Linked DNA regions of Homo sapiens: all the other regions are linked to region 1. A link is a loop called in an ENCODE intact Hi-C map of the cell type or tissue named here. Cell type or tissue: PC-9. All regions are shown on one strand. Each heading gives the region's core, and the rest is flanking DNA. Links, peaks and the distances in the headings are about the cores only.

Region 1 (2,500 bases), core at 1-2,500:
TAGGCACAAACTGTCCTCCCTCCTCGGTCTCCCAAAGTGCTGGGATTACAGACATGTAATCCGTTCATTAAAAACCCAGTAATCCTTGCATTGTGCTAGATATTACATTGTGCTAGATATAACATGTACAGGCATGTAATCCCAGCAACCTTTCTCTTTCCCAAGATGGAAGAGTTATTTAAAAAACATTGCAGACTGGGCCAGACACGGTGGCTCACGCTTATAATCCCAGCACTTTGGGAGGCCGAGGTGGGTGGATCACCTGAGGTCAGGAGTTTGAGACCACCCTGGCGAACATGCTGAAACCCTGTCTCTACTAAAAATACAAAAATGAGCCGGAGGCAGTGGTGTGCGCCTGTAGTCCCAGCTACTCGGGAGGCTGAGGCACGAGAATCACTTGAACCTGGGAGGCGGAGCTTGCAGTGAACCGAGATCACACCACTGTGCTCCAGCCTGGGCGACAGAGCAAGACTCTGTCTCAAAAAACAAAACAAAACAAACAAACAAAAAAAAAAACAGCAAAAACCATTGCAGACTGTAAAGAGTAAGTAAATAGGTGAGCAATACCTACTTTTGTTTACCTTTTTTAAAATGAACAATTTGTAGATATTCACAGAATGCAAATACTTGTTAATAAATGAAAAGCTTGGGAGACATGAAGTTGGCCTCATGCCTTTTTTATACACAGTGATAATGATCAAAATAATTTAAATGTCCTTTGAAAATAAATTTAATAGTCTTCCAACTCACAGAAATAATAAAAAACTTCAGAACTTGTATAAGTTTTTTTTTCAAATATTATCCTTATTTACTTAATACCTTACACTTACTCTGTGCTGAGTTATTGCAGATCCCTAATAATATAAAATGTTGTCTTCCAGTTCTTTGACTGAGGTACAGGGTTCATTTTCTATAATGAAATGGCTACTACCCTTTGTCTTAGACAATGATAGTATCATGACATGGAAATGCATAGCAGATACTGGCAGAGGAGTTGAACTCAGCAGAATTTTCAGTAAGAAGTGTTCAAATCCATCTTCATTTCTCTAACCATGCAAAATTTAACAAACGAAAAAAGACATGGGTACCTCATGAGCACCTATTTTGTTTATTCCTTACCCAGAAGTTTTTCTCCTTTTCTTGGGCTCTCATTGCCTTTTTTTTTTTTTTAAGTTGCCTCGTTTCTTATTTCCCACCACATAGAAGCTTAAGAAAATCAAAGCTAATTCTGCCCCCTCAACTCCCACCTCAGTAAAAATGAAACAAGGAACATGCAAAGGGAAGTGCTAGGTTGCCATCAGTAGAAAGAAGAACAAATAAGTGGGCATTTCGACTTCTAAGAATGGAGGCAAAAACCTCATACTTTGCATAAGGGGTCTGTGCGGCCCTTGCTCACATTAAGACGTCGGGCGCCACCTTGTGGCCGACAGGAAGGAGGTCAGCTTCCAAGAAGAGGCCAGTAGCTTTTCGGTGACAGAGGCAGGAGGCAGCTGGGACACCTGAAGCTGGGATCGTGTCATGTGACCTGACAGCTCTCACGTAGGCGGAGGCGGGCACAGCGTAATGAGAATGATCAATATTTCTGTCAATAGCATCTTTCTTTTTGAGGCTCCGTCGGATTAAAGAATGAATCAAAGTTAAATAAAAACATGGGAAAGACTAAAGAGGGACATAAAACCTTTTTTTTTTTTTTTTTTTTTAAAGAGAGATGGTCTCGCTCTGTCACCCAGGCTGGAGTGCAGTGGTGCAATCACAGCTCACTGCAGCCTCTACTTCCCAGGCTTAGGCGATCCTCTCACCCCAGCCTCTTGAGTAGCTGGGTGGACAGGCGCGGACCACCAGACACAGCTAATTTTTGTATTTTTTGTAGAGATGGGGTCTTACTCTTGCCCAGGCTGGTCTCGAATTCCTGGGCTCAAGCGATCCACCCACCTCGGCCTCCCAAAGTGCCAGGATTACAGGCGTGAGCTATCACGCCTAGCCTCAAAACTGTTTTCATAACTGCATTCTTTAAGTGCAAAAAGCTGAAAACAGAATAAGGGCAGAAAATAATCACTCAGAGTCTGCAAAAATGTCCCTCCCCTCTGTGCCAGAGGTCAAGCGTTTTACTCTCGGCCTCTCTACTCTGTGTCTTTTGCCCTGACCAGCCCGTGAATGCCCTCCTGTAGGGCCCCATCTGCAGCGGCTATGAGCGGTGTTGTCATCATTGTCCCTTGGCTTGTCATTTAGAACATCTTTCTTTCTTCGCTATCTGACCCAACAGCTCTCATGTACTTGACTCTCCTTCCTGCTCCAGAGAAACCACATAGATGGGAGCCGAATGTACCCCAGGGAAGGAGAGAGCCCCAGGGACCCTCTTTGCTGAGGTCACACAGCTTGGAGGCCTCAGGGTCAGCATTTAAACCAGTGTTTGTTAAGCTGGAGTCGGAGAATCAGTGCCCTAGCATCTGAGTTTTCTGCAAGCATTTACGATTTTTTGTGCTTTCATATTTGATGATAG
Region 2 (7,933 bases), core at 2,219-4,718, 170 kb before region 1:
GAGCAGTGTGGTCAGGGAGCCTGATGAAATTCTGACTATGGATGACTCACTGTTTTGTGTAAAAAGGGGGAAGAGAATTTATTCTAAAAATTTGTTCATATCTACATAAAATACTTCTGGAGGGATGCTCAAGAAACTCATGGTATTGTTTGCCTGTGTGGACAGAGAAGGAAGGCCAAAGAACAGAGGTGAAAAGTAGATATTTCAACTGAATAATCTTGTAAGCCTTTTGAATTTTAATGTGAATATATTTCCCAGTCAAAAGGTTATTTATTGATATGAAAAAAAATAAAGGTCACTGGAATCCCAAACCACAAACAAAAACAGCCCTTGCTGACTTCCTGTGGACTTCATAGTGTCTACCACTGGCCCCGCGGGGCTCTGCAGCTTCCACTTGAGTGGCTCGATACACCCTGCGTCAGCCATGCTGAACCAAGGTGTTCAAGCTCTCTGCACTCTCTGGCCCTTCCTTGAGCCTGCATGCCCTTCCCACTCCCACTCTTCCCGCAACCTTGGCAGGGCTCTCCTCCTCCCCTTCAGGACTCTGCCCCCCACCACCCTCCAGTCTGGGCTAGAGTCTAGTAGAATCTCCCTTGCTAAGAGAACAAGGTGCATGTGACACCCTTCTCTTCCTCCCTTCAGTGTGTGAGCAAATAGAAGAAATGATTTTAGCCACATTTTTAATGTTCACCTTACAACATAGTTGAGGCAATCCTGACCAGTTTCTCCATCTTCTGTGAAATTTCTTCTTCCTTGTGCAGCCATGCGCATGAATTCTATATTTATAGTCACATCTCCAGTCTGTTCTGCATGTCAAGAAAAGGTTTGGGACTGGGTGCGGCAGCTCATGCCTGTAATCCCAGCACTTTGGGAGGCCAAGGTGGGCAGATCACCAGGTCAGGAGATCAGGAGCATGTTGGCCAACATGGTGAAAACCCATCGCTACTAAAAATATAAAAATTAGCCGGGCGTGGTGGCGCACACCTGTAGTTCCAGCTATTTGGGAGGCTAAGGCAGGAGAATCACTTGAACCCAGGAGGCAGAGATTGCAGTGAGCCGAGATCGCACCGCTGCACTACAGCCTGGTGACAGAGCAAGGCTCCATCTCAAAAAAAAAAAAAAAAAAACAAAAACCCAAGGTTTGGGCAGCTGGGAAGGCCAAAATGAAAGAAGCACGAGAAAAAGTTCTGCCAATTTTGTAAAATAGCATAAGTGGTCTCCTCCCAGATGCCTTTCTGGCACCCCACCCCACCCCATGGTTGACCGCAGGCAGAGTCTGGAAAGCCCCACAGCCACCCGTGTTTCCTCCCACACAGTTCTGTCTTTTATTTCTCGGCTTGTGTCCTTGGGAGGGACTGGCCTGAACCAAATAGGCTGTCACGCTGTCCTGAGTTGGAGCCAGACAGTGCCAACCATCACATGGCCTTCTCTCTTAGGTCTCACAAAGTGTGTTTGAAGATCAGCAGCATCTGCACCTCCTAGAAGCCTCATCAGAAATGCAGATCTTGGCCGGGTGGCTCATGCCTGTAATCCTAACACTTTGGGAGGCTGTGGTGGGCGGATCACTTGAGGTCAGGAGTTCAAGACCAGCCTGACCAACATGGCAAAACCCCGTCTCTACTAAAAATACAAAAATTAGCTGGGCATCGTGGTGTGCATACCTGTAATCCCAGCTACTTGGGAGGCTGAGTCTGAGGCATGGCGTGCACCTATAATCCCAGCTCCTTGGTAGGCTGAGGCAGGAAAATTGCTTGAACCCAGGACGTGGAGTTTGCAGTGAGCTGAGATCACGCCACTGCACTCCAGCCTGGGTAACAGAGCAAGACTCTGTCTCAAAAAAAAAAAAAAAAATGCAGATATCAGGCCTGCCCTGACCTACTGGATCAGAATCCACATTTTATTCAGATCCCCAGGAGATCTGTGTGCATTTTAAATGAGATCACTGCCTTAGAGGCTCAAGAAATACTTTTGGCATTGGAGAAAATTCAGTCCAAGTGTTAATCAAACATGTCAGGACTCCTTCTCTTAGGGTCCACTGCCCTTGACCGCCATATCAGTACTCTCTTAATACCCTAGTGTTATCCTCAACAAAGCATTTACCACACTGCATCATTGTCAGTTTACTTGTCAGCCTTCCCTACTACATGGTGGGTCTTTAAGACCCTGATTGTATATTCTCCCTCTCAGCACATGTCTGTTGTATGAATGAACAAATGTATAAATGAGCGAATGAGATTTCACATGAGGTTCCAGGCAAACTTTTATTCAGTGTTTCACTCTGTGTTGACTTTGCAGCAAAGAAAAAGCCACCTTCTGCACTTGCCCTTGTCCTCTGATGTCACCAGGCAATGTTTGTTTGTGATACAGAATGCCCTTGCCAGCCCACCCCCCCACTAATTGTAAACACTTTTAAAAACATTGTTATTGAAGCATACTATCCATTCATAAAAATGCACATATTGTAAGTGTATAGCTCACTGAACTTTATAAACTGAGCATGCCAGTGCAATCAGCACCCAGATCAGAGACAGAACATTACCACCACTGCACTGTTGCCTCCCTTAAGTTCCGTTTCAGTCTCTATAAATCCTGCTTCCTAGGGGTAACCACTGCCTGACTTCCAATAGCATATTACCTTGACCTGTTCGGCTATTTATCTTTCCTTTGCATAAACAGACACATACAGTATATTCTGTCATGCCTGGCTCCTTGGCTCAACATTCCTTTTGCAAGATTTCTCCATAATGTTGTGTGTACATCTAGGCTGTGCACACTCACTGCTGTACAGTGTTCCATGTGTGGATATACCATGATTTACTTATCCTTTCAACCGTGGATAGACATGTGGGTGATTTCCAGTTCTGAGTTATTATTATGAATGGTGCTGCTATGGATATTCTGGTACGTGTCTTTCGGTGAACACATTGTAGCCAGGTTTTGACATGCTGCTTTGAAGTTTAGACAGTTGCACCCTGCCAGGAGATTTCCTTTAAGACCCCTGCACCAGGCCAGAAACATTCACTGCATTGCAGCAACCTGATTCTGTAGTTGTTGACACAAATCCAACACCCTTCTCCCTACCCCAGCTTGGGTAGGGGTTAAAAGTAGATGAAGTAGGGAGGGAAGCTGTTTTCAAGTTACAAGAAAAAGTTCTTTACAACTGCTGGCCTTGTTCATACTTTATTTTCCTCTCACTCACTTCCGTTTCTTTTCCAGGTAAGCCTGATTGCAAGCTTCATTGTACCTGTTTCTTTCTGACTCAGATTCCAGCTCAGCTTACATTTTTCCCACTAAGTAGGCAGTGATATTTCATCACAGCAGGTACTTACACCTTTTGTTCTGATGACTTAAAGCACAAGTAGGTTTTGATAAGTGCTTGCAGGGTTTCATTTTCAAAAGTCCTATTTCTGTGTCATATTTGTTGGCTTTGAGCCCAGTTTCTCTTGCTCTGCCAACAGAGCAGGTTATGCCTATTTGCTCATGGAAATAACATTTTCATGAGCAAAGGCTAACCCCAAATGCTTTCCTCCTAAACGTTCTTCTCATCTACAAATCCATGTTTGAGGAACTATTATTTTGTCATTTCTTACAAAAGGTTTTTATTTGAAATTCAGAGTTGAGTAAACCCATGGAAGAGACTCACATGGTTGACTCACTCTCTGCCCTCTCCTGCACATGTGTCTCAGGATTTCTTAAACCCAGCCGAGCACTTCCGCAAACCTCCCAGACCTGACCTCCTCCTCCCTTCCAAGCTGCTCCCCTTGGCTTCCAAAGCAGCCCCCTTCTCCTTTCTTCCTCACACACACACTGCACCCCACTCAGCTCTATCCAACCAATGCACGGTCCTGGAAGGCCCTCCATACCCACTTCTCTCACCTCTGCTCAACTGCCCCCTTTCGCCATAGATATATTCCCAGTGTATTTTTCTCTCTTTTGGTTATTAATTCTTCTGAACATGAACTTCACATACCTATGTATGTATGTATGTATGTGTATGTATATACACATACATATATACATGCAGTTAATCCTCATTATTCATGGATTTGGTGTTTACAAGTTTGCCTACTTGCCAAAATTTATTTGTTATTCCAAAATCAATATTTACAGAGCTTTTGTGGTCACTCTTGGACACACTCAGAGCTGTGAGAAATTTGAGTCTCCGGAGGCACACAGTCTCAACTGAGGTTAAACAAAGTGACCCTCTGCCTTCCTGCTTCTGCGCTTATACTGTAAACAAGTGTCCTTTTTGCAGTCTAATGTCACCTTGTTTACACATTTTTGTGCTTTTCGTTGGTGATTTTGCAGTTTAAAATATTCCCCAAGTGGGTGCTGAAGTGCTGTCCAGGGTTAAGCGCAAGAAGGCTGCGATGTGTTTAGGGACAAAGTGTGTGTGTTAGATAAGCTGCATCAAGCATGAGTTACAGTGCTGTTGGCTGTGATTTCAATGTTAATGAATCAACTATATATTACAAAAGTGTCTTGAAACAGAAAAACATATACAATGAGATTTTGTATTGATTGATGAAAATGTGAACAGAGGCTCTCAGGAACCTACTATATTTCCCCTGGGAGCAAAGGTTCAGGATTCACTAATGCAATGTTTATGAACTTTCTAAGATATAATTACTGCAAATCATGAGAATCGACTGTATATATTTCTTGTCCTTCTGGTTAATTTGTATTTGTTTCTTTATACCTTTCTCACTCTGTTCCCAAAGAAGTGGAGAGGGGCAGTTTCTTCCAGGTATACCTTACAATTCTGTCGTCTCTATTGCAGCCCCCAGCTCAGTACAAACAACATAGTAGGTCCTCAAAAGATTCAAAAGGAATAAAAGACAGGAGTGGAGAAAGGAAGGAACAAAAGAAGGAACGATGGCAGAACGAAAAGACGCACCATGGAAGCTGAGGGTGCTGCTTATCTAAGCGGGCGTGGCTTCCCAGAACTTCTCATCTCTCACTCCTTAAATGCTTCCTCTTTATTTCATTGAATCATTGAACTAGAATAATATAATATCAGAAATCAAGTTATATTTTATGATAGATTTGGCTTTTTCTGCTGCTCTTTGCAAAATCTAACAAAACAAACCTTCCAGTTTCTTTGATTTTTTTTTCAAACTTTTCTTCTCCCTCTCCTCATCCTCTACTCCTTGATCTTCACTTGGAGAAGGACAATTCTAGAATTCCTGAACTCTAGGCCAAAAGGAAGTGGGCAATCATGGCAAGCATAAACACATCCATGGCAAGTTATCAGACACCTTTTGTGGGTACTAAACAGCAGGGATGCCCACTTGTCCCTTGGAAGTTTGCAAACATACTGGGAAAATGGGGACTATAAAATTAAACCACCAAAGATCAGTGTGGGAGACTGAATAATTAAAGGGTATCCAGGTGGACCAGTCACAAACGCTGTAGGAGCTCAATGGAGACATCAGTGGGCATCTTCCTGGAAGCAGTGAGGCTTGCATGGAAATAAAAAACAGGGGGTTCTAATTTTTGTTATTGTTCACCAATATCAGCAAAAAAGGTGGGCACACCCTCAATAAATGTTTGCAAATTCTTTACATGTGCTAATTAATCATATCTTAAGATGCAAAATACATTGAGGGCAAGGTTTACTCTTAACAATGGTCAATGTAAATCCTTACTTTAAATAAGCATCTTATAATTATGATTTGCATGGGGGGCACATTTTGTCAGATCTTATTTGTCATCATTATTTTGTTTTGTTTGTTAATACACTCATCTTATCTTGGAGTAGGAGAATTATTAGGTCTGTTAATCTTTCTTGTTGCTCACTGTTATTTTGCTATGGCAGCTCAAGCTGAGACAGAAATTGGTACCAGGATGGGTGCTGCTATAACAAATGTATAAAAATAGCAAAGACGTGGAATCAACCTAGGTGCCCATCAATGATGGATTGGAAAAGAAAATGTGGTACATATACACAATGGAATACTATACAGCCATAAAGAAGCTGTCCTTTGCAGCAACGTGGATGCAGCTAGAGGCCATTATCTTGAGTGAATTAACACAGAAACAAAATTAAATACTGCATGTTTTCACTTATAAGTGGGAGGGAGATAAACACAGGGTACACACAGGCATAAAGATAGAAACAATAGACACAGGGGACTCCAAAAGGGGAAAGGGAAGGAGGGAGGAAAGAGAGTTGAAAAACTACCTATTGGGTACTATGTTCATGTTCACCATTTGGGTGACAGTTCAGCAGAAGCCCAAACCTCAGCATTAGGCAATATATTCATGTAACAAACCTGTACATGTACCTCCTGAATCTCAAATTAAAATAATACTACTACTAATAAAGACCAAAGTATTTCAGAGGGAGGAAGAATTTGCATGGTGAAATTTGCGTAGTGAAATTGGCATCCATATGGTGCATAAGGGATATCTTTGGATCTTCTGAATTACATTATATACATTTTTTAAATTAAAATAAATTCTAAAAATGTGGAAGCAGTAATGATGCAGGGTGATGGGTGAAGGCTAAAAGAGTTTTGAGATACATGCTACAAAAAGCCAAGGTTGCTGTGAAAAAATTGCTAAAGATGATTCTGGTGAGGACTCAAAAAGAGCTTCTGTCTTCCTTCTTTGAGGATGCGTAAACAATCGTGAACAGAATGCTAGCAGAAATATAGGTGGCAAAGGCTATTCTGTGAGGCCTCAGATGGAAATGAGGAACATGTTATTGGACAATGGAGAAAATCCTTTTTATAAAGTGGCAAATAACTTACTGAATTGTTTATGTTCTAGTGTTTTGTGGACGGTAGAACTTTCAAACAATGAAATTGGATAGTTGGCTGAGGCCATTTCTAAGCAGAGTGCTGAAAGAGCAGCTTGGTTCCTCTTGACCACTGATAGTAAAATTTAAGAAGAGAGAAATGAATTGAAGAAGAAATTGTTAATCAAAAAATAACCAGCACTTAAAGATTTGGAAAATTCTTAGCCTGTCCTTACTGCAAAAAAAATGAGAAACCATGTTCAGAAGAGTTAGGCCAAGCATGGTGGCTCCTGCCTATAATCCCAGCACTTTGGGATGCCAAAGCAGGCAGATTACTTGAGCTCAGGAGTTCAAGACCAGCCTGGGCAACATGGTGAGACCCCATCTCTATTTTAAAAAATAAAAAAAGAAAAGAAAAGAAGAGATTATTAAGAGTGTGGCTGGTCACCCATTTGATAAGGAGAGTAGTGTGAGTATCAACCATGGACCTAATCAGCCATCTCAACAGAAGCCAGAAATAGAGTTGGGATTATTCCAGGAGAAATAATGCTTTAGTCCCCTGCCAGTTGGGACTAAAAGGAAAAGAGAAAACAAGATGGAATGAAGTAAGGCTGTGAATATGCAATCCCCTTCAGGAAAAGAGAGGAAGGATCCCAAAGGCAATTCAGACATCATCAGGGCTGCTACTCCCACCACAGGCCCAGAGTGGAAAGGCCCCTGGGAACAAGGCTACCTCCATCTTGGTTTCAAAGAGTGGGACTGCTACTCAGCACTCATGTGGGTGTGGCCCTCACAGACAGCCATGTGGGCAGTGCTACACTGAGCTGAAGAAGCAGGGACACCCCACTGAAAGATGGGGGTGATACCTTCCAGTGGTTCTGGAAGGGAGGACCACCACCCCAGTGGGCCTACAGGGCAGAGCATTCTTTGAGCCAAAGAGGATTGTATTTCAGTTTTAAAGCCTAATGAAGTTTGACTTCTAGATTTTGGATTTCTTGGTACTTGTCACCCCTTTCTACCTTTCAATTTCTCCCTTTTGGAATAGGAATATCTATCCTGAGCCTGTTCCATCATTGTATTTCGGAAGCACATAACTTGTCTGGTTTCACAGATTCACAGTTGGAAAGGAATTTTGCCTTAGGGTGAATTTTGAGTCTCACTCATATTGGATTTACATGATATTTAGATGAG
Region 3 (2,500 bases), core at 1-2,500, 82 kb before region 1:
CCCAATCTTTTATTATGCAGACAGGTTCTCTACCTGGCCAGCAACATGTTGCCTGCTTCTTTACTGTACATGTGGTGACAAAGAAAAGGGAAGATGGAGCCTCCATGTCAGGTAGCCCTTTTCTATTGGCACAGCTGCCAGCATTCACCTGTGCAAGCTTCCAGCTTGCTTATCTATTCTGAAGCTCGATTTTTCAGGCTGCTCTTTGTTAAAAAGGAAATGATTTGGGAGTTGCTTTTTGTTAAGAGGGAAAGCTTGCTGAAGGCTCTGTTGCCCTTACTATCTGCCTAAATAATTTCTAGCTCCTGTATCAGAGGCAGGGTCAAGGGAGCATTTTAAGATCTGAATCTCAGTGCAGGAGCAGACTTAGTGATGCTGGACATGGAGGCATTGGTTGGCTCCGCTGTGCTTGGTGACCAAGTGTTAGGTGAGAAGGCAGTTATCGTGTGAGTGAAGGTTGAAGGTTTGGAGGCAGGTGTTGGAAGGGAACTCTGAAGGAGCAGAGCACACGAGTGCAAACTGATAACCAGTGGAATCCAGGCTGAACAGGAAGATAGTTCATGAAGCAATGGGGGTTAGTAGACGTGGTTCAAATCCTCGACAAGAAAGCAGAAAGGCTACACATCTGTGGTCTGAAGGCTCGAGATTAGAGTTTGATTTTTGATGTTCACATAAAATGGGTAAAACCTCAAAAGCCTTGTCCCAGGAATAAGACGTGGACGACCTGAGCCATAGCCTGCCCCACATCCTGTCTCCACGAACCCTCCCAGCCATCGATTTCACCAGCTTCACCTTTGCTTGCCTCCTTCCTCAGATTTCCTGCATGCTTTTTATTTCACTCTCAAGTAATGGCTTTGACTGGGCCCCACAACGATTCCACCTTTCCATCCGAATACGACATCTTCAGATTCTCTCAGGTGAGTCCTCCTCCCCAGCACCCTCCTTCTTGGACACCACCCCAGAGTAGGTTGCTTTCACCCAGCTGGCCTTGGCTTCAGGTGGGATGTGGACAGCCCTCATGGGCATAAGCTCACCCAGAGGATGGCAGCCATCTGGGTGGAGAGGAGGATTGAAAGGCAGGTTCTCCGTGAATGTGAGGAGCTGAAAGTGTGTAATTTTTTCCCCACCTTTTACTCAAATTCCTATAGGAGGCCGGGTATGGTGGCTCACACCTGTAATACCAGCACTTTGGGAGGCTGAGACGAGCAGATCACTTGAGGTCAGGAGTTGAAGACCAATCTGGCCAACATGGTGAAACCCTGTTTCTACTAAAAAAAAAAAAAAAAAAAAAAAAAAAAAAAATTCGCTGGACATGGTGGCAGGCGCCTGTAATCCTAGCTACTCAGGAGGCTGAGGCAAGGCAGGGGAATCACTCAAACCCGGGAGGTGGAGGTTGCAGTGAGCTGAGATCGTGCCACCGCACTCCAGCCGGGGTGACAAAGCAAGACTTGGTCTCCAAAAAACTAAAAAAATTAAGAAAAATTTCTACAGGAGCCAGGGAGGTAGAAAAACAAGTGATACCACCCAGTGCCATATGCTGGAGACCAAGGCCACCTGGTGGACACATGTCCCATCTATGTGGAGCAAGAGCTGCTCAGCCCCTAAATTGCTGCCATACAGGAATGTGCCAGAGCTTTTCATCATTTAACAGAAGCTGGAAATCTAGGTTTATACATAAAATCTCCTGGTTTTCAAATGATGACAACTCATTCAAAAGAAAACATCTTTTTGAAGCACCTTGTTGACCAAATTACCTCTGATGGTTGAATTGTTCCTGAGGGCTGCCAGTTTGCCTGAGTAACGGTATGGACATGCAGAGGGAAACTAGGAGAAAGTTCCCCAAAACTGGGAAGCGGGAATGAGGCTGGGGTATGCCAGTGGGATGACTTCCTAGGAAGGGCATACTTTTTTCACCCACTTGGATTCAATAAACAGTTAACAAATTTTAAGGTTTTATTCTTCTCATGGTTTTTTGCCATGTTGTCTAGGTTCATCTCGAGTGCCTGGACACAAGCAATCCTCCTGCCTCCACCCTGCAAAGTGCTGGAATTACAGGTGTGAGCCATGGGGCACCCCTTTTTTTCTTTTCTTTTTCTTCCTTTTTTTTTTTTTTTTTGAGATGGAGTTTTGCTCTGGTTGCCCAGGCTGGAGTGCAATGGTGCAATCTCGGCTCATTGCAACCTCCACCTCGTGGGTTCAAGCAATTCTCCTGCCTCAGCCTCCCGAGTAGCTGGGATTACAGGCATGTACCACCACACCCAGCTAATTTTGTATTTTTAGTAAAGACAGGGTTTCACCATGTTGGTTAGGCTGATCTCGAACTCCTGACCTCAGGTGATCCGCCTGCCTTGGCCTCCCAACGTGCTGGGATTACAGGAGTGAGCCACCATGCCCAGCTACTCTTAACCCTTTGGGAAAGTCTGTTAAGCATGCACAGTCTTGTTTGGTGCTATTTTGGAAAATTGAGAGATAAGCAATAGAAGAAAGTAAAACTTCCCTG

What was found. A loop is a pair of places that touch in the nucleus more often than their neighbours do. Peaks named below come from ENCODE experiments on the same cell type or tissue, not always from the same donor. Only the 100,000 strongest peaks of a DNase experiment are listed, where the experiment ranks them.
Region 2: a loop joins it to region 1, with 4 times the contacts of the local background. A loop is called at or near these places in 6 of 110 quality-filtered maps.
Region 3: it touches region 1 in a loop (11-fold over the local background); 15 of 110 quality-filtered maps call a loop at or near these places.

Annotation. Positions count from the first base shown.
Region 1 is chr12:96,213,951-96,216,450 of GRCh38, forward strand. All of the region lies in intron 1 of ELK3 (ETS transcription factor ELK3), which reads left to right. Among named protein-coding and RNA genes, the nearest start is that of ELK3, 21 kb to the left of the region's middle. In PC-9, for the core only: CTCF peaks have their summits at 1,384 (motif pointing left) and 1,588; a DNase peak (open chromatin) is centred at 1,441; H3K27ac peaks cover 1,326 bases.
Region 2 is chr12:96,044,402-96,052,334 of GRCh38, forward strand. No RefSeq gene overlaps it. Among named protein-coding and RNA genes, the nearest start is that of TRD-GTC2-8, 12 kb to the left of the region's middle. RefSeq lists an enhancer at 2,687-3,886. In PC-9, for the core only: no CTCF peak of the experiment used is centred there; DNase peaks (open chromatin) are centred at 3,360 and 4,150; H3K4me3 peaks cover 1,912 bases; H3K27ac peaks cover 2,500 bases.
Region 3 is chr12:96,131,463-96,133,962 of GRCh38, forward strand. No RefSeq gene overlaps it. Among named protein-coding and RNA genes, the nearest start is that of LINC02452, 40 kb to the right of the region's middle. In PC-9, for the core only: CTCF peaks have their summits at 1,541 (motif pointing left) and 1,740; no DNase peak of the experiment used is centred there.